Linked DNA regions of Homo sapiens: region 2 is linked to region 1. A link is a loop called in an ENCODE intact Hi-C map of the cell type or tissue named here. Cell type or tissue: gastrocnemius medialis. All regions are shown on one strand. Each heading gives the region's core, and the rest is flanking DNA. Links, peaks and the distances in the headings are about the cores only.

Region 1 (10,176 bases), core at 1,350-9,349:
AACAGAGGGAGACTGCATCTCAAAAAAAAAAAAAAAAAAAAAAAGTTTCTATTTAAGAGATCTCCTCTGTATCAAGCAATATTTGAATATCCCAGAATTAATGGGTTTTTTAAATGACTGATATTACATTATTTTTGAGGTCTACAAATCTTAAAATTACCTATTTGTAATATTTCTATTTTTCATATACACCTGATTCCTAATTTCAATAAACAAGAAAATAGGTGTTGCAGAAAGCTGTCTATACCCTCCATGAAAAAAAAAATAGAATGCTCTTTGAGCCAGCCAAACAAGAAAAATGCCTCTTAGAAGAAATGATTGTTGCCAAGAAGGATTTCTTTCTGCTTCCCCATCTGTCACCCTCAGCTTCCTTGCATGTGCTCTGGCCCCTGGGTACAGTTAGGAATATTTAGGTGCTAAGGAGCTCCAGCTCATTAATGGTCACACAGGAAAGGACCTTCTCCAAGGGAATGGCTGGAAAGGACCAAGGGAGGCTGTTGTCCTTAATCTGTCATACCTATAATAGATTAGTTTTTGACCAAGTTAAGGGAGAGTAGGACATTTCAGTGATTCCAGTTCAAAAGTCAAAGTTGCAATTTCATTTCATTATATTGAAATGTCCTTTCGTCTTAATTGTCTGATAAGATTTGGGCACAGGTTATGTATAAATGCTTAACTGGTTTTGAGAGACACTGAGGTTGCTCCATTTCCTACATTCCCAGAGGAGAGTGTGAGCTACTCTCACTAGGGAACTAATCATCAGCCTAGCTTGTGTATAAATTTTCCGTGAAGAGGCAAAAAGCAGTGCAAGAGAAAACACACACACACACACACACACACACACAATGAAACAGGCAGTTGTGCCATGCTCGGTTGCAACCCACAACTAAATTAAAGTAACACGACAGTAAATACGCTATAAAAGAGTAAGCACATTCTCTCAAGCCAAAGATGTGCTAAATTTGGATACCTCTATGTGGAACACACATCAGAGCTTTGAAAAATGAAAAAAACACAACTTGAAACATCCAAGCTGACTGGGGTTTAAAAAACAAACAGCAACACAGAGTATCTGGGAGGGGATAAAATATCTAACTATTCTACACAGAGTGCCAAGGCATCTCTTCTGTACTATCATTTTAAGCTCCAATTGGGTCAGTCATCTACAACCATATCATGTGCTTTGATTGACTACAGTTTGGATATTTGGTCTCCTGTAACATCTACCTCCATGTGACTTCTGAGCTAGATTATCTCTGCTCCCCTGATGTTAGTCAGGGAAAGGAGATTAGAGTGGAGGTTGGAGGGGGCATGAATTCTTTCTTAGACTGTCACAGAAGCAGCTGTTCTCTCCTAGCAGGGGCAAAGCTTCAGTCTGAAGATTTTGGTCACATTGCTTTTTACCTACTTTCCAACTTTGCAAATGTAAATTCTATAAACATCTGGGCATTTTGCATTATGAAGAAAATTGCTAGATCCTTGACTTAATTTTTAAATATCCTTTTAAGTATTTTGAAATCATTTAAGCAGACTGTAATCTGAGAATCCTTAGTTTGGGAAAGGTTTTGCTCTCCAAGGGACCGAATGGCACTTCCCAACTCACAATTACAAATTTATGGGAAGGTTGCCTGTGACTCTCAACTTTCTCCATCAAAGGTCAAGGGAAAAGAGAGTTTATATCTTTAGTCTTTGGAAAGTTTCATCAGTCTGCAAAATATTTTTCACATTTCTTAGGATTGTGGCAGTGATGTGCCTAATGACTATATCTTCAACAGGTTTAGTAACCATCTTTAAAGGTATGGTTTTAATTCAGATTCAAACTTTTACTCTCCCAAACACAGACTTCTTTCATACTCAGCATTTCTTTCTTACCTAGTGCTAATGTAATTATTTTAATAAATTAAATGCAAAAGGATACAATTTTCAACCACCTCCTTCTACTTGATAAAGTCCTACTCTACCCCAAGGCCCATCTCAGATCTTTCTAACAACCCTAGAGAATATTTTCCAAATGAGTTTAGTTCCATCATCATCTTACAGCATCATGCTTGTCCACTGTCATAACACTCACCGTATCAGCAATCTCTCACCACTGAATTATAAACTGCTTGAGGAGAGAAGCAGTGTATAATTCCTCTCTGTATTCTCAGGAACAAGCACAGTCTTTGGAATACAGTTGATGCATCATAAACCTTGTTGAAGTGAATTGTCAAGGTTTCATTGAAGTCAAAGACATCATCGGACACCTCTGTTATATGAAAATTCATCTGTGATTAAGGTGCTAAATAATGAAGTCTCTCCCAAGACAATAATAATGAGTCATGTACCTTTTTTGAGATGCTTTCTATGAAATTATAGACATGATATCAGATCTGAAATGTGGTGAGGACCGTTGCCCTTGGAATTCATACACATAATTGAGGAAAGAGCTAGTGTCAAGGTCCTTGTAACTTTGAGAGCTATAATACTACTATAAGAATGACTAGAATCACATTAAAGACCTATTCTGAGTTTCCTCTCTCTCTGTTTCATAGAGTGAGGCAAGGATGAAGTAGAACTGAATCAGTTATTTGCTTTTTATGCTTATGTCTATGCCCATGAAACTTTCTTGGGCATGCTTTCTTAGTCACATGTAACATCCCAAAAGGGCTAATCATTTCAGGATAAGTGCTCTGACTTTGATCATGCTTTGTCTTACCATCTTAGGGCCTCATTTAATACATATGTGTAACTTACTATTTGCCAAGCACAACAAATGCTGGAATTGTAGCAGTCATGAGTTACTATTTTGTTACCCAAAATTCATTCCTCTTCCCCCAGCTTCCTTATTCATATTTTTCAAAGTAACAATGTACCTGACTAAAAATCTCAACTCCCTAGACTCTCTCAGAGTTGGAGGGGTGATACCATTGCAGACAATAAAATAAACTGCAAGTTTCTGGGAAATAACCCTCATGAATGTAAGCCATTCTTGGGACAGCTCTGTTATTTGAGGCTGAATGAATATCTGATAAGTTGGCACAGGCAATCCTAAGAACTGTTGAATTGTGGCAGTCAGAAGAATGGCAGGGCTTAAATGTTGTTGCGTCATATCCTGAGCTTTTTATTTCTAGGCCAACCTGAAATCTTCCCAGTGGGTGGATGAATGAGAAGAATTGAGGAAATACACCTTCCCCTGTCTCAGGGAAGGAAGAGGATTATGGGCCTGCATTATTACCTTTAGGTCTGAGACACAGTGTGGGTGTTGGTTATAAGGGAGTTTGCATGCTAATGAATCCTTTTGGAGCTTGCATTCTGTGGAGGGGTAAAGAAATAAGGTTATAAGTGAAGGAGCAATTCCTGTGATGCTACAAAAGTCCTCCTGAGCAACAATCTGGCACTTCGAAGGGAGGCAACAAGTTCAGTATAGAAGGACACAGAGACTTTTTCTCTCTCTTTAAATCCTTATTTCCTTACAGAAATTGCTATTCTACTGCCCTCTAGGAGAAGGCTGCCCAGGACAAGAATTTCCTTGTTAACAAAAATTATGGCCAAAAAACAAAACAGTAGCAGAGATATTAAAGAAGTATCTGGTTTGGGGAGCTGGGTGGATGATCCTAAATTAATTGAAATTGAAAGGAGATATATGACTGCGTTTTTGGCCTCTCTTTTACTGTCATCCCAGCCCTTAGGTCATGTTTTATGTTCAAGGCATTGTGATCATCATTCACCTTTGACTGGAAGAGCAAAGTCACTCCTACTGGACATGGGTAAATATAGTAAGACACTTGAAATGCAATGCCCTTGAGAAGCCGGCTTCTTCTATAAGGAGCAACTTTATCTCAATAACAAACAGACAATAAAGGGAACTCCAGCTGGCCTGATGGGTGTTTTGGAACTCAAACAGCTGCTTCCGGATGTATCATTCCCACCTTTCACAGCCTTTCAGCGGAAATACTTATTGGCTCACTCAGAGGATAGAAAATCTTTCCAATTAGGCAAGTTGGTGTAAAGGCCTGAGGTGGGAGCTGGCAATGCTTCCCAGAGGAGCCCACCTCGAATGGTAGCCTGAGTTCACGCTGAATGCAAGGACAGCGCTGTATACAACCGAGGCCTTTAGTCACAGATGTGGGACAGGGGTGCCTTCGATGGGTCTTGCTCATTTTTTCTGTACTATTCCATATCTAGTATTGGATTCTTTAATTTCTCCAAACCAGCATTTATGAGGAAAAAACACAAATTCTCCCTAGGCAGGCAGTTGTAAGTGTGTGTGTGTATACATCTGTGTGTGTATGTGTGCATATGTGTGTATGCATGTATCTACATATTTGGTGGGAGAGAAGAAAAAGCCAGTCTCCTTCTCCCTGGAGACTGATTATTTGTAATTATTCAAGACATTTATAAGTAAAAATATTTATAATATTGTTTGAATGGCTCAAACATAAGAAGTAGAAGAGATGTACTAAAATTAAAAGTGTGTCTTATAAAATGAACTAACTTAGTTTAAAGAGCAGCTAAGTTTAAAGAGCAGCTTTTTTTTCTCTATCACCTGCCTACCATGCCCCAGCCAACACGATTTGCCAAGGCCAGTGACTCAGCAGAGCGTGCATTCAGCAGCTACTGAATGACAGCCTTGGAACAGTTACTGCAGGTCTCTCCACTCCTATGAGCAGTATAGTGACCAATGAGTCATGGATCTTTGCTCTCACTGTTTTCATCTTGAAATGCACACCCACTGCTGTGTGCATTTTTCTGCACGTTTCTACATTGCCTCAGTGTTATAAAACAATGCAGTAAAGGGCTGTTCTAGAGGCTGCCTGAAGTCTTCTGTCTCAAGCCAGCTATTTCCTTATCTGACTTGGCATTTAAAACAGCTGGATGGCTCTGACAAATGTGTCTTGGAGCTGTGCACCAGGGGTACGTTGCTTTATGATATGATTAAGTAAAAGCATATTCTTTCTCTTGCATTGACTTTCTGTGTGCCCTGAACTGAAATCAGTCCAATCAGTAAAATCCTGATGCAGAAAATGATAAACCCCAAGGCTTAACTACTGTTACTGAGAAAGCCCAAACTCAGCTCCCTTGACACCCTTGAGAGAGTTTACTGTTTACCTGGAAGCCATGAATTTCTCTCCTTGTTGAAAAGCATGCAATTGCCATTAGATGGAGCTCAATGAAAGAAAAAATAGAGGATGGGCTTTTTCTGGGTTAGAAAGAGGTTTTTCCTGGAAAGTCTATTGGAATTGTTACAGGGGCAGTCTCAGTCTGGTATGTGTTTCAGAGTTAGCCTCCCTATAAACCCATCAGACAGCTCTGTCCATGCACAACCATAAGCATTAACATCACTAAAACTAGTAAATATGAGATATAGGGCCCTAGAAAATTATATAAAAATCCAACAGGATAAGCTAATTTATGTTGTGTTAGAGTTTAGAGCCCAGATTTCCTCATAATTTGTAAAATGAGATTTATCTAGTGTGCTTTTATTTCCCTGCTCCTCAATCATCCTCACCACCAGGAGGCTTGGTGTTCATACATGAAGAAAGCTAGTCAAAGAGATGTATAGCCTGGGAAAAGAAAGGTAACCTAGTATTCATGTTGGAATGAAGTTTCCAGTCTGGCTTTGTGCAAGGATGGGCATGATGGCTGAGCCAACTACTGCAAGATTGTTCCCTTTTGCTTTATGGCTGGGATCAAATCAGAACATGGGTGGTCCTATGTAACAGGAAAAATGTGTGTCTTATGGGAAAAAGCCAATGCTTGTATTGTAACCATTTATATGTCATTAAGTGACACTGGGAATTTTCGAAGGACATTTCACTAAAGAACTTCTGCATGCTGAGATTTTATATTATCATGAGATCAAAACATCAAGGGAAAGAAAATATAAATAAATAACTTTACTGCATTTATTTATGTTCATATTAAACCATAGAAAGAGATTTGTAAACTATAAACAATGAAGACACTATGGATTTAAAATTGGATTTGGTTCTATAAACTGATTTGCATCAATAAGTTTTTAAAAGAAAGCTTTTTTCTCCTTTTTCAATGTGTGTATACATATGATTCTTCCAGCAATGCAGGGACTGCCCATTTGTCCTTTTCTTCCACCCCATATATATCACCTGACACAGCAGAAGATATCTGCCTTTGAAACATTTGTTTGTAAATCAAAATATATTTTAATTGCATTGGAATGGTCTTTATTACACTGTTGGGAGTAACTTCACAAGCAAAACATCTTTTAAGGAGTGAATAATGAAGCCATAGTAAGTCTTTTACTATACATAGGAGTTTATATGCTAAATGTGCATAAAGCCAAATAGTCCACAGAGTCATAAATTGTGGTACCCTCTTACATATATGACAGACATCCCCAGACTAGCCAATTAGCTCATGCATTCCAGAAAGATGTACCAGACATCCTCAAAGACTCATGCTTGGGAACTTAAGGAACCAGAGGGAACTCCGGCAAAGTAAAACCACCTGTTCTCATTCGATAGGCCTCAGTTGAGGATCTCACTCACCTTTGCTCCTCACATCCTGATTCTCATTCTGAAAACAACTATCTATCTGGCTTTGAGTCTATACTCAAAAACACATGCCTTTGCTCACATCCTGATTTTCACTTTGAAAACAACTATCTACCTGGCTTTGAGTCTATATCCAAAAACAAAGGTGGTGAGGTATCAGGAAACAATGGACCTCCTACCGAGCCTCCAGGAGGATATTTCCTCCCAAACGATAAAGGAAGAAATTTCAAGGGGAAGGAGGGCAAGGTAGAAGGAGAGGAAGACAATACAGCATAGGATGTTGTGTATTAGCCCATGATTCAACATTAGACTCATCAGTAAGTGCCTGCGTGGAAGGTTAATTTAGATTTCTATTTCTGCATTTAACGTCTTTTAAAAAGAAAAAAAACGTTGACTCCTCAAGACTCAGTGACAAACTGGGGAGAGAAAGAAGAGGATCAATGATGGTATTGGGTTCCCGACTTGGATTACAAATGGATGGTGGTGTTGTTACAGAAAAGGAGTCCTAATCCAGACCCCAAGAGAGGGTTCTTAGCTCTCACACAAAAAGAATTCAGGGCGAGTTCACAGTGCAAAGTGAAAGCAAGCAAGTTTATTAACAAAGTAAAGGGATAAAAGAATGGCTACTCCACAGACAGAGCAGCCCTAAGGGCTGCTTGTTGCCCATTTTTATGGTTACTTCTTGATGATATGCTAAATAAGGTGTGGATTATTCATGCCTTCCCTTTTTAGACCATATAGGGTAACTTCCTGACATTACCATGGCATTTGTAAACTGTTTTGGTGCTGGAGGGAGTGTAGCAGTGAGGACAACCAGAGGTCACTCTCATCACCACTTTGGTCTTGGTGGATTTTGGCCAGCTCCTTTATTGCAACCCATTTTATCAGCAAGGTCTTTATGACCTGTATTTTGTGCTGAACTCCTATCTCATACTATGACTTGGAATGCCTTAACTGTCTGGGAATGCAGCCCAGTAGGTTTCAGCCTCATTTTACCCAGCTCCTATTTAAGATGGAGTTGTTCTGGTTCACATGCCTCTGACATTCCCCCCTCCCTTTTATAAGAGAACTCTTAATCCTAAGGGTTGCGGAGGGATGAAGGTCCATCTTCTATAACTTCTTCAGGCTGAATTGGGCAATGATATTCCTGCCTAACTATCAGGGGTCTCTTGAATTCAGGGTAGAGAGGAGCTCAGTCAGAAAGCATCAATATGGTAAGGTCCATTCATAACTCTTGAGTTTCAACAAAAGGTGACATCTGCAAGATTAATAAGTGTATAATTTAAGAAAACATTCAGTAAGCTTGTCCCGTATTCCTACACAAAGAGTGTAACAGCAATATATTCCACAAAAGCAAATAAAAATAAGTAACATTATTCCAGGTAAATTAAATTAGAAGGCTCTTCATGAACTGGGCAACTGCTGGAACTAAGCTGATACAGAGTTGTTAGCTGATTGTAATGTGCCCAGAATTAGAATATTGATCCAGATTTTTACATTACCCATCCCTCTTGTTTCTTCTGAGCAGCAGCCAGAGATCACTGGTTGGTTTACAGGAATAAGCAGGGTCAGTCTAAATGCAGAAACAAACTTAAAAACAATAATAAGACTAGAATTTAATAACAAGTGTACCATAGCTTTTGAAACATAGTATTTCTCACTCCAGTTTCCCAGTTTTACTAAAGACAAATTATAGTACGACTGATTTGCTTTATTATACTTGGCCTGATTATTTGTATAAAATGCAGCAAGAATAATTATTTTTCACATAGGCTTTTTAATTATCTTTGATGGAACTCTGTTTCATAAGGAATCTCAGATAAGACTTTTTAAAAGCTGAGCCCTGCCAAATACCTATGAGTTGGGTAAATTCCTCTCCTTTTGAGGAGATAACTTGGGGCTCCCAGACCTGTGAGAAAGTTACATTCTTTACTTACCATATATTAGAAACCCTCTACAAGGATTGCTGTAGGCAAGGTATGAGGCCAGTTCCCCAAGGGGTTTTTAGTGGCTCTGTAAGTCAAGTTAAATTCCCTAAAGGGAAACACACTATTCCAGTCAAGGCCTTGGCAAAATAATCAATTTCTCCAATTGTGTCCTGTTACAAAGGAAAACAGCCTCTTATTGCACCTATGCAAATAACTATAGTGCCATAAGTTAAGAATACTCACAACTAGTTTCCAAATTCTGGAGAAATCAGGTAGAGAGAAATAAATATGCTCCAAATTTTGTTCATAGGAGTACAATCAATGGTTAAAAGCTGTAAATAGCTCAAAATAAAAGTTTCCTTGACTCTGAAAAACAAAACAGAGGATCAGCAACGTTTTAAGCAAAGTTAAAAAGACTAAACTTCTTCAGTTTAGGCCATGTAGTTAACTTCTGTTTGATGGTTATGAACATTTCAGTTCTCTATGAGAGTTCTGAAAGTTTTTTCTTTTATTCTGATGTCACAATCTCCAAAGTTATCAGAAAGCCTGCATTTCTTTCTTTCTTTTTTTTTTTTTTTTTGAGATGGAGTTTTGCTCTTGTTGCCCAGGCTGGAATGCAATGGCGCAATCTTGGCTCACCACAACTTCTGCCTCCCAGGTTCAAGTGATTCTACTGCCTCAGCCTCCCAAGTAGCTGGGATTATAGGCATGTGCTACCACGCCCAGCTAATTTTTGTATTTTTGGTAGAGATGGGTTTTCTCCATGTTGGTTAGGCTGGTCTTGAACTCCCCACCTCAGGTGATCCACCCACCTCAGCCTCCCAAAGTGCTGGGATTACAGGCATGAGCCATTGCACCCAGCCAGCAAACCTGTGTTTAAGAACACCTGCAAGAGTTCTATAGTTGATTATATAAACCACCTTCTAAAGAGGATTAAAACAAGACAACAATTGTCTGTGGATGATAAAAAGTTTAACCACAATTGATAAGGAAATTTAGTTACTTCTGTGACACACAAAATTTTACATAATAATTATAATTATTAATAACATATACTAATTCATATTAGAATTATAGGAGTTTCCCATAACTTTGAAACATATACCAATAACACTTTTATGCAAATATAGTCCAAAGAAAGCAAAACACTATTTCACATTTGATAATGCTTCCTGTATGATTTTATACCAAATAAGCCAAATTACACCTTTACATTAATGTGCTATTAATGTTAATCCCAATTTTTAATAAAACCTTATAGACATATTTAATCAATTTTAATGTTTAACCACAAGGTAATATTCTTATAAACCTTTTATAACCCTTTACATTTTTGTGAAACAGCAGATTAATGCTCTAAGAAAAATCTGTTGTGCTTCTATTCCAATGTTTAATTTACAGAAAAATTGAATAATACCCTTTTAATTTTAGCCAATATGTTCACACACAGAATGTCTTACAATTAATTTTTATAAATCTTCCGTAACTTGTTTAAACCTTTAGATTTTTTTTACTTAAAACAATCCTTTAACACTTTATTCTAGGCTGAAAAAATCCACATTCCTACGACTTCTTATAATCTTTCACCAAAAATACTTTTACTTTCTTTTCACACCTTTCATGAAAAATTGTTTCTTTAGTAGTTTTAATTACATGTTATAATGTTAAGTCTTAGCAACTTCTATTTTTGGTGAAAACCTTGGTAAATTTGAGATTTTAATTATGTACTAGAT
Region 2 (10,176 bases), core at 690-8,689, 90 kb before region 1:
TTCTTCTTACTACTGCTACATAAACCTTCAAGCCTCTCAGCTTCTACATTGGGAAAATGAGCAGCACCTCATAGGTTGTTGTGAGGATGAAGTAAGGTAATAAGCAAGTTCCTGGCGCATAACAAGCATTTAATAAGTACTCATTAATACTAACTTTTCATGTGCAGTCTTATACAATTTCTGAGTAAAGCAACATTTTATGTTTTGACTCAATGGAGTGAATCTATTTTCTGGACATTCATCCATGAACATCATAAGTTTTGGAATGGCTACCAGTTTTGTTTATTTATCATGAAAACACTACTTTCACATTATAAAAAATTATTCCTCCATTTTGTAAAAACATGACTTTCATCCATTTCTCTGCATACCTAAATTGACCTGAGATTTCACTGATCCTTTCTTTACCATTTTTCTTTGCTTTTGTCCTCTGTAAATATGATAATTACCAAGAGTAAAAGAATAAGTCTTTTCACTAGGGGGCATGGAATGAATTTAAAATTCATCCACAAAATAAGAAAGTTCTAGTAGAAAGTTTTTGGAGAAAATCTTAAGAGAACTCTACATCATAAATAAAATGGATAGGATTTTTGAGAGGAAAGAAAATACCAGAAGACACCACTCCAGCTCAGTCATTCTTGTTTAGGACTTGAGCAGAATGTCATATCTATGTTTAAACTTCTACCTATTCTCAGTCTTCATCTTCCTTAACATCAGTTTCTCCTTCCATGTCAAGGCCCCTATAAGAAATAGGGTTGTTACATGAAACTGAAACTGGGTAATTTGAGGAGAGCTCAAAAAACTCTATAAAGATGTGGGCAGGATATAGAAAAAACCACAAGGGATGATGTAGCTCCCTGAGGCTCCTAACAACAGGGATCCCAAAAAGTCAATGGAGGGAGTGATTATTGGCATCCATAGAATATAAACTGTGTTGGTCTGTGGCCTTGGGTAGAGGGATGCAACCACCCTCACCATCTCCACTGGGTGGAAACTAGGGAAACTCTGTTTTCACTTTCTTTCATCTCTCTGTCTTCTGTTGATGGCACCCCTTAGCTGAATCAGCCAGGAGCCAGAGGGCAAGAGTGCACTATTAATCTAAACTATATACAAAGCAGGTAGAAACAGTCAAGAGTAGTTTGAAGGGGAAAATGAAGGAAATCCAGCCAAGCTTATATGATGAGTCCTTCTCTACAACTTGTTAATTTATTTAATCATTTGTCTTATGCAATATGGAGCACCTATTAGAATCAAGAAATGTATTAGACTAAAAAAAAAGCAAGATATGCTGCTTTATCTCAAGAAACTCGGTGAAGTGAGGGAAGCAATACATGTAAAAATAGTTTAGTTCAATGATACAAATGTAAAAGAAACATATCCAAAATCCTAATGGAGCATAAAGAGAAAAAAGATGAAGAAAACATCATCGAGGAGGTGATATTTGAATTAGGCTACATGGGTACTTTACCTCAACCCCAGCTGCTACTTAACCAACTGCTATTTTCCTTTAACTTTGTATCAGCTTCCATTACTGTCCACGACATCTAAGACCCCAGCATAGAGTCAGGTCTGCTAGTCTTCAGCTTGAGTGTGCAGAGAAATAATCTGCAGTCTTACAGAGCCTGTTGTAAAAATTGCAATCCTATTTGATGAGAGTAGAAAAAAATATGAATATTTAGACTGATAAAAATTCCACTGCTGGAGGTATATTAGCTAATCATTTACCTCCTATCTTGGGATTATAGTTAGTCTAGAGTGACATTAGTCATCCTTTGCTACCATCCTATTCATAAAAGCTTAATTTATTCATAGTTAACTGGAACATGATGTAAATCTGTAAGCTATTTTCACCCTTCTATTTTTAATAGAAAGATTCCTGCCATAATCTTCTAGGATTACATGTAAAAGTGTGGACATTCTCTTTCCAGAATAGGCTTTAGTTATAAATTAACTGATTTCCTTTGTTAGTGAAAATGAGTCAATGTTATTTGGTTTGGGGATATCTATCTTTTTAAAATACTTCTCCCACTCAATTTGCCTGAAGATTAACCATGTAAACAGTCATGGAGTAAAATTTCAGGGTGCAATGAATCTTTCAAATTGCCAAGATACACAGAGATGCTTAAAGGTAGAGATGCTCTCATATATTCCTCAAATGGTGAAACCCTGTCTCTTCTCAAAATACAAAAACTAGCAGGGTGGTGGGCGTCTGTAATCCCAGCTACTCAGGAGGCTGAGACAAGAGAATCGCTTGGACCCAGGAGGTGGAGGTTGCCGTGAGCCAAGATCATGCCACTGCACTCCACACTCCAGCCTGAGTGAGACTCCGTCAAAAAAAGAAAAAAACAAAACAACAACAACAAAAAAAACAGACATTCGCTCTTTAATGAGATCTGAAGGAGTTATGGTAAATACAAAGCACTTGTTAGGTGAGCAGACAATTCCCAAGAATTAACATTACTTAACATGCCTAAACAAAGTTTTCTCTACCTTTATTATTTAGCAAACATTTTATATTACACTTGTTAAGTGCCATGTACTGCTCTAGGCCCTTTACAGGCATTAAATCAGTTCCTTCTCATAAGAACCCTACCAAGTAGGAACTATTATTACACACTAGATTTGTTTAGGAAGAATCAAAACAGAGGGATTCAGTGACTTGTCCAATGTCTCACAGCTGGCGAAAGGCAGAGTCTGGATTTAATTCTGCAAGATTTAACTCTAGAGGAGTCTGCTACCTATGGCAAGATCCAGTCTGAGCTCCTAAGACTAGAATTCAATTCTCTCCTCACACTCAGGTTCCACACTTCATTCCTGTCTCCTATGCATGACTTTTCATGAATATCACCTTTCCTGCCCCTGAAATATGCACTGTCCCAAACAGATCTTACCCTTAGCTGTTTGTTTCTGTGTTCTTGCCTTCCCCCTTCCCTTCTGCCGAAACAAATCTTACCAAGCCCAGCTCCTATTACATTTTCTGCACATAGAATCTGCCAGCTATGGAGACACTTGCTTCCCATGTATGCTTATTAAATATATAACCCAACTGGAAATTAACCAAACCAACTTAGGTGACTGCCTTTCTCTGTTGCCTTATGTCATTATTTTTTAGAAGTTTTACTTTAAGATTACTTATGTAAATATCTTTCTAAATAAAGTGTGAGCTTCTCAAACTCAGCGCCATGTATATATCCTCAGTATTCTTCATGCAGTGTATAGTCTGTGTTCAATGACCCCTGAGCTGTTCCCTATGGATGCTAAGGACATCCATAACTTAAACTGCTCTTCAGGATGTCCAAGGTGCCATTTGAAGTGGGCAGATTTCTGTTACAGCCTCCATAGCAAAGCAATTTACTCTCCCCTCATGCCCTGGTACTCTGACACTTCCCTCAAAAGAAAAAAAAAAAGATAAATGTTCAAAAAATAAAGGCTAGATTAACTGTATCAATATAGAAGGAAAACAATATTTTTTAAGAATTGTTTTTATGAAATGTTCACAAAAACCCTGAGGCAGGCATTTATTGTCTCCATTTTTAAAGATCGTTGAGGAAAATGAGGATTGGAGAGAAAATATCTCACTGGGGACTAGTACACTAATATAATGGGTCAAGAGCAGAGTTTTCTACTCAGGAATATCAGTCTTGCTGCCGTCCAGGAAGTGACCAAACTGTGTTGCCAGGGCACAGTGTTCCAGAGCAGTGGTTCCCAAATTTGCATGAGAAGCACCTGGAGGGCTTGTTAAAATACAGATTGCAGCTTCTCACCACTCCCTGTCCATTTCTGATTTAACAGGTGTAAGATGGTCTGAGGGTTTGCATTGAAAACACGTTAAGTTTCCCCTGCTGTTGATGTGGGGACCACACTTTGAGAGCCCTGTTCTAGAGAAACTTGACCCAGGAACGAAGAAAGACAAGGACAATCCTAAGACCACATAAGACCATTAGTCCATTACTCTTTCCTGATGTCTGTAAAGTAGCAAGTGAGGGAAATGTCAAAGTAAAAGTTTATATACTACTTTCTGCAGTGAAATATGTATTTCTGCAAATCACAAGGAGCTGCTCATGCTTCCACCTTCAAGATAATTTGAAATAAGTGAAGTGCTAAAATATGAGGTTTCTAAATGCAGTGTTTGCATGGCAGCTCTCATTAGCATAGAATATTTCTAAGGAACTGGTGATTTAGGTGTGTAGGGGGATGGTGGAATTGGGAGATGGAGGGAGGAAGACATTTCAAAATCTCATGTGTCAAAATTTCTAAGAATGCTCATGCACTTTTGTTTAGTAATTCTAATTAGAGGACTTTACCTCATGAAAATAATCAGAGATGCTTACAAAGATTTATGTTCAAAAATATTTATTGCAGCATCATTTTCATAGCTCCAAACTATAAATACTTTAAAATATGAGATTGATTAAACATATTATAATACAGCTATATGAGAAAAAAGATAGAGCAGTTAAAAGTCATTCCTCCAAGAATATTGGAAGACAAAGAGGTAGAATATTGGTGTAAGGAAAATGGATGTGCTGTGGTCAAAACAGGCCGAGGCAGACATCCAGTCCAGCATGACTCAGTGAGTTTGGAGCAGAGGTGCACAACTCTGCTCATTGTGTAACCACGCCACATGAGGCGCATTAGGTGATCACCCACGTGAGTTCATGCTAGGCTTGGAGCGACTATTGTTTGTAAAAGGTATAATTATCCTGCTAACGCTGTACATATGGCTCGTGCCTGGACTCGCTCGTGCCTAGAAAGAGTAAAGCCATGTCGAAACTGTCTACGTTTCCTTGAGTGTTTTTCCAGCTCCCCCGCACTCGCCCACCGACTCCCCTTGGATCTTCGTTAGAACCTGACAATTGGTAAATGAAGAGGTACAATATTATGAAGCAAAAAAAAGTAGACAACAAAATAGCATGTAAAATATCAAATATACTTATAAATATTTATTTTCTAGAGGCAATTTGTGCAGTGGGTCTCCAAGTAAAAATTTTTCCCCCTGCTTTCTAATTTTTAAAATATTGTAATTAAATTTTTTTCAATGAATATGCATTATATTTGTAAATATAATGCATACAAGGAATCCCAATAAATGATTGAGTATTTTTAAGTACGCTGTATAACAGTGAATTTGAAGTTTTCAGAAGCAGAGGTTCTATAATGGGGAGGTGTATCATAGCAGTTAATGTTTCTTGAATGCTAACTATAGGCTAGGAGTGATACATATTATCTCATAATTTTCTCATTATAATGATACATATGTCATAAATATAATATGGTATATTGTAATACTGTTAAATATATTGTGTTTGTGTATATTATATACATAAACACACACTATAGTGTTTTATATACTGTTAATAATAGTGCTATTACTAAACTTATTTCACAGAGATGATACTGATTGAAGAACTGACTTAAGAATTCCTTTTAAAAAAAACCGTTTAAAAACACCTCTTAATGAGTATGGTGCTTTTAAAACATGTCCCCCAGTTCTTGGCACTCCACCCATTGAGAGGTAGAATTTATGTTCCTGTCCATTGAATCTGGGCTCTGTGATTTCCTGTCAAATAGAGATGATGAAAGTGACTCTGTCAGTTTCTGAAATAGGTCTTAAGAAACTGGCACTGTCTGCCTCCTGTCTCTGGGGATACTTACTGTTATAACCCAGCCATCATATTCTGAGGAAGCCCAAGCAGCAAGATGCCCAAATGAAGAGGAATCAAGACCCTTTTCTCTTGGGCCTAGCTAAGCTTCCAGCTGACAGCTAGCATCAACTTGCCAGTCATGTGAGTGTGCCATCTTGGAAGTGGATTCTCCCATTCCTAGACTGATACTATGTGAATCACACCCAAATCTGCCATGCTGAGCCCTGCCTGAATTGCAGATTCATGAGCTAAGCAGATGATTTTTGTTATTTTTAGCCACTAAGTTTTGAGGTAGATTGTTTCTCAGTAGTACATAACTAGAACAATGGGCATGCTTATTTATGAAAGTAAGATCTTCTGGATATAGTGTAGTGGGTCTGCATCAGTAGGGATTCATTAGATAGGTAAATTGCTGTATACAAGAAATTACAGAAACATGGAGGATGGGGAGCCAGAAATCTAGGGAGCAGAGGAAGTGGAAGATGAAAGTAGAGGGCTCTAGCAATTAGGAGAGTGTCTGGAGCACAAATAAACTCAACAACCAGAGAAAATGATCTCGTGCCAGAGATGGCATGGGGCTATTTAAGAATTGGAATGCCAGTGGTTCAGGTTTAAGGTGTATGCTAATGCAGCTGCCTGCCATATGATGAACTACCTGCTAATCTCCATCGAGTTACAGCAAACCTTCAGCCAAATCCTGCCACACATACAGTCGCTGTTTCTGGAATACTCAGGATGGGGTGAGTGTGCTGCAATGAAGGCTGGTGGGGTAATGCAGTGCAGAGAAAAATGACGCATACTTGGTGCAAAGTGGAGACTGTAGTTTGAGAATTGATTAGAAACAAGAGCCAGAAGCCAGAGGTGACTCAGAGGTGACATATAAGATCTGAAACTGCCCTTAATTTCCTTTCTTGCTCTATATTCCCCAACCACTAGACAGATGTGAGGAATCCTGGATGTCTGTCTTTGTGCAATATGGGTTCAAGTGTTTTGGGGTCTTAATCTTAAGGTTTATAGTGATCTCAATTGACTAGTGGATTATTTAAGGGACATGTTACAGCATTAATCTTCACTGTGCAGTAGGTTTCCAAAATGTATGTCTCTGATATGTAGTTTTTGAGAGGGACGACCACATTACTTTCTGGGGCCTCACTGTGGACTCTCAGGGACACATGTTGTCTGTGTTGCTCTTTGGTGTCAGTGGAATGTCAGACACCTTGGTAGGTGTTCCTCACAATGCTACTTAATGAGCCAAGCTCAGATCAGACTCCTTAGGTTGGCCAAAATACTCTAGGTACAGGAAGTAAAATACTCTGGGTACAGACAAAAATCAATACCAGACTTCTGACCTCCAGAGCTGTAAGATCATAAATTTGTGTTGTCTTAAGCCACTAAATTTGTGGTCATTTGTTACCACAGCAATAGAAAATTAATAGTACCTGGATGTGAAATACTAATAGAGTATTTTAATTAAATGAAGGATTTAAAGTAGAAGAAAATAAAACTATCCATAGCTTGTTTTTTGAGTTAAAGTAAAGACAAACAATGTACGTTTTCTTTGAAGTAATTTTTACTGGGAAAAAAAAACAATAAAACATTTTTTTTCCAAAACAGTCAAAATAAAAGACCATTACACAAGATTGCACAATCATTTACAAATGCTGGCAATTAAAGGTAAGTAGCCTAGTCTCACAGAATCCTTGTCTAAATAGTTTACTCCATATTCAATGCACTGAAAATGTGATTCTCAGAGCTGTCGAGATTCAAAGTTTCCTTGGCTGGATTCAAAGTCCCCTTGGCCAAGCTCATTGCATTCTATAATTGAATCATATCAGACCTCAGGTAGGAACTTTTCCACCAAGATTCCTACGTTGAGAGCAGTTTAAAATTTCACATTCTTCCCATTTACCACCAGCTTTTTTCATAGTCCGGGGTATAACATTATCCAATATCCTTCCCCATTAATCACACAATTTACTCTCCTTTTTTCCAACATAACTTCTACAGTGTTCACATTCTTTTCAACCACTGCTGTCTTTAATATACAATAGTATGATTTATGTGTAAATACAGAAACACACGTCTTCAAAGTGGGGATAAAAAAAAGCATCACCTGCTATGGATACAGGTATGGTAGATTATTCAGGGAGCCCTGGAAAGGACTTTTTGCCATTAACACTAGCCATAAAAAGCAATTATGAAACTTAAAAAAAGAAAAAGAAATCAAATCAGATGTGTGTGTTTTATTCTGCACCATTATGAATTAAACAGGAATAAATCTAATAATGTGTTCTAGTTGCAACACGAAATACTGAATGTTAATAGCTTACAAACGCTGCTCTGAACATTCAGTTCTCTTCTGAGACACAGGACACACAAAAGAATTCAATTTTCAGACTCTTCCCCTGGGCCTAGTACTCACACGTGCCACAGACGGACATGTTTTTTTCCCAGAGGACCCGAGTCTGCAATTCTGATTAGATTCAAGCTTAAGGCACCAATTAGCAAGTGCTACATGCTTTATTAATGATTTTATGCACCTGTGAGGTCTACTTAGGACCCAGAAGCTAGTTAAGAATATATAAGCAGTCTCTTGATAATATATATCTTATTTCTACATATATCTCCTTAGAAATTATGTGAAAGCCTAACATATTTTGTGAATTTGATTTTTATAAGCAGTTTTATCAAACAAACTTACACAAAAAATTTCCCCCTCAACAGTACTGATAAAATACAGGGCACCTTTTTCTTTCAAGTATTTGGGTGAAATAGCATACCCTGAGAATTTGGGGTGCAAACCTACACCTTGTAAACTGTAGAATGAAACTCCTCAAGCACCACATAAGAAAATGTATACCATGATAGTTTTAAACACAAAGACTATTATTGAATGTTGTTTTCCCATGCACATATACATACTTATCATGAGATTATAGTCAATCTACTTAGGAATCAATACTGTCCTGTCCTGCAGTCCAAAGTATTATTTCAGGTAACGTGAGCATTCAATTTGTAGCAAACACAGACTTTGATTTCTATGAAGTATGAAAACAATTAAAATCTATCTTTTTAAGAGGCAAGGATGATAATGTCAAATTTGAAAATAAGAAAAAGGAATTTATATCACCAGATATTTCCAGTGACATAAGGATGTATTAGAAATGCATGTCAATAGTTGAGATTTGTTATAAAGATATAAAGTGTGATTTGCTTTAGCTTATTTACTCCCTGATAAATGGACATATAGAGAGCCTCTCTGCTATGTCATTACCTACATATCTGGGCCTTCACTTAATCCTGAGGGCAACTTCATTGAGTACTTTTTAAAAACATACATTCTGGCGAATTAAATTTTTATACGGTTACACATGTGTTCAGTTTTCCAGAAATGATTGAAATGGGACATATTTCAAATATGACCATTTTATCAACAAGTAAAAAGTGGATCTTCTGGAAAACTAAGCCACACATATAACCCTAAGAGGATATTATAAAAGCCAGACTCTGCAATTCTGATTAGATTCAAGTTCAAGGCACTATTTAGGAAATGTTTTACTAATGGTTTTATAGTAATAAAAAATAAAAGGGAAGTTCAGTAACTAAAGGGACATTATTAGGGTAATAGTTTTATGGGTCAGAAGGCTTCATAGGCTCTTGTTTGATTCCCCTTGAGCTATAAAAGGAAGGGTATATCACTTCATTCAAATATTCATGCAACCTCAAGAAATGACAAAACAATAAAAATCAAGATTGAGATTTACCTCATGCCCGTGAAAATATTTTTTCCCTATCACTGGAGGTAGTGAATGGCCTAGCAGCTTTGTATGATTTGGTGAAATAGAGAACCATAAAATTATCGATAGATGACATGATATTAATAGAACATTATTTAAAAGTTGCGTTTTTAGCCACTTGGACATCACTGTGTCCTTGGCAACTTCCTAAAAGGTGAAGCCTCTTGTATAGAACAAACAAATGAAAAGCTTTTTCTTTCTTTCCTTAGTTTGTGTCCTAATTTACCTCAGTGTGAGAATTTAAAACTCAAATCTGCTGGTGAGAAACACTGATACATAGATTAGGGGTCCCAAGCCCTCAACTCTACCACATTTTCTAGAGAAGGAGTTGTCTCTCTTTTGGAAGAGTTGGTGAGCAGTCACTACTCAACATGGCCACTGGTTTTTCCTGAAAGTCGCATTTGGCTTTAAACCAGTCTTAACAATTTTGGTACTATCCACCCAAATCCTATATAGGTTTCACCAGGTGTATTCAAATACTGGAGGTTTCTTGGTGCTGCTTTCAGTAAAATAAGTGTAAGATTTCTGAAAGGGATTCTACTTTCTTGGGTCAATATTAAGTTACCTTATACCCAGCCAATCTCTCCTGAAAACGAGGAAGCTCTGATGCCATAAGATTTGTTCCCCAGTGGATAAAACTTACTTTAAGTTCTGGGGGGAATTGATTGATGTGCCTGGGTAAGAAGACCTCTATGATAAAGAAATATCTTTTTCTTGAATTTGGCACAAGGGCA

The links. Peaks named below come from ENCODE experiments on the same cell type or tissue, not always from the same donor. Only the 100,000 strongest peaks of a DNase experiment are listed, where the experiment ranks them.
Region 2: a loop joins it to region 1, with 2.6 times the contacts of the local background. A loop is called at or near these places in 4 of 110 quality-filtered maps.

Annotation. Positions count from the first base shown.
Region 1 is chr4:99,719,121-99,729,296 of GRCh38, forward strand. No RefSeq gene overlaps it. Among named protein-coding and RNA genes, the nearest start is that of C4orf54, 66 kb to the left of the region's middle. In gastrocnemius medialis, for the core only: no CTCF peak of the experiment used is centred there; a DNase peak (open chromatin) is centred at 4,581; H3K27ac peaks cover 5,180 bases.
Region 2 is chr4:99,629,332-99,639,507 of GRCh38, forward strand. C4orf54 (chromosome 4 open reading frame 54) reads right to left here. Exons shown (of 3, transcript NM_001354435.2): 3 at 7,198-10,176. Among named protein-coding and RNA genes, the nearest start is that of C4orf54, 23 kb to the right of the region's middle. In gastrocnemius medialis, for the core only: no CTCF peak of the experiment used is centred there; a DNase peak (open chromatin) is centred at 4,620; H3K27ac peaks cover 8,000 bases.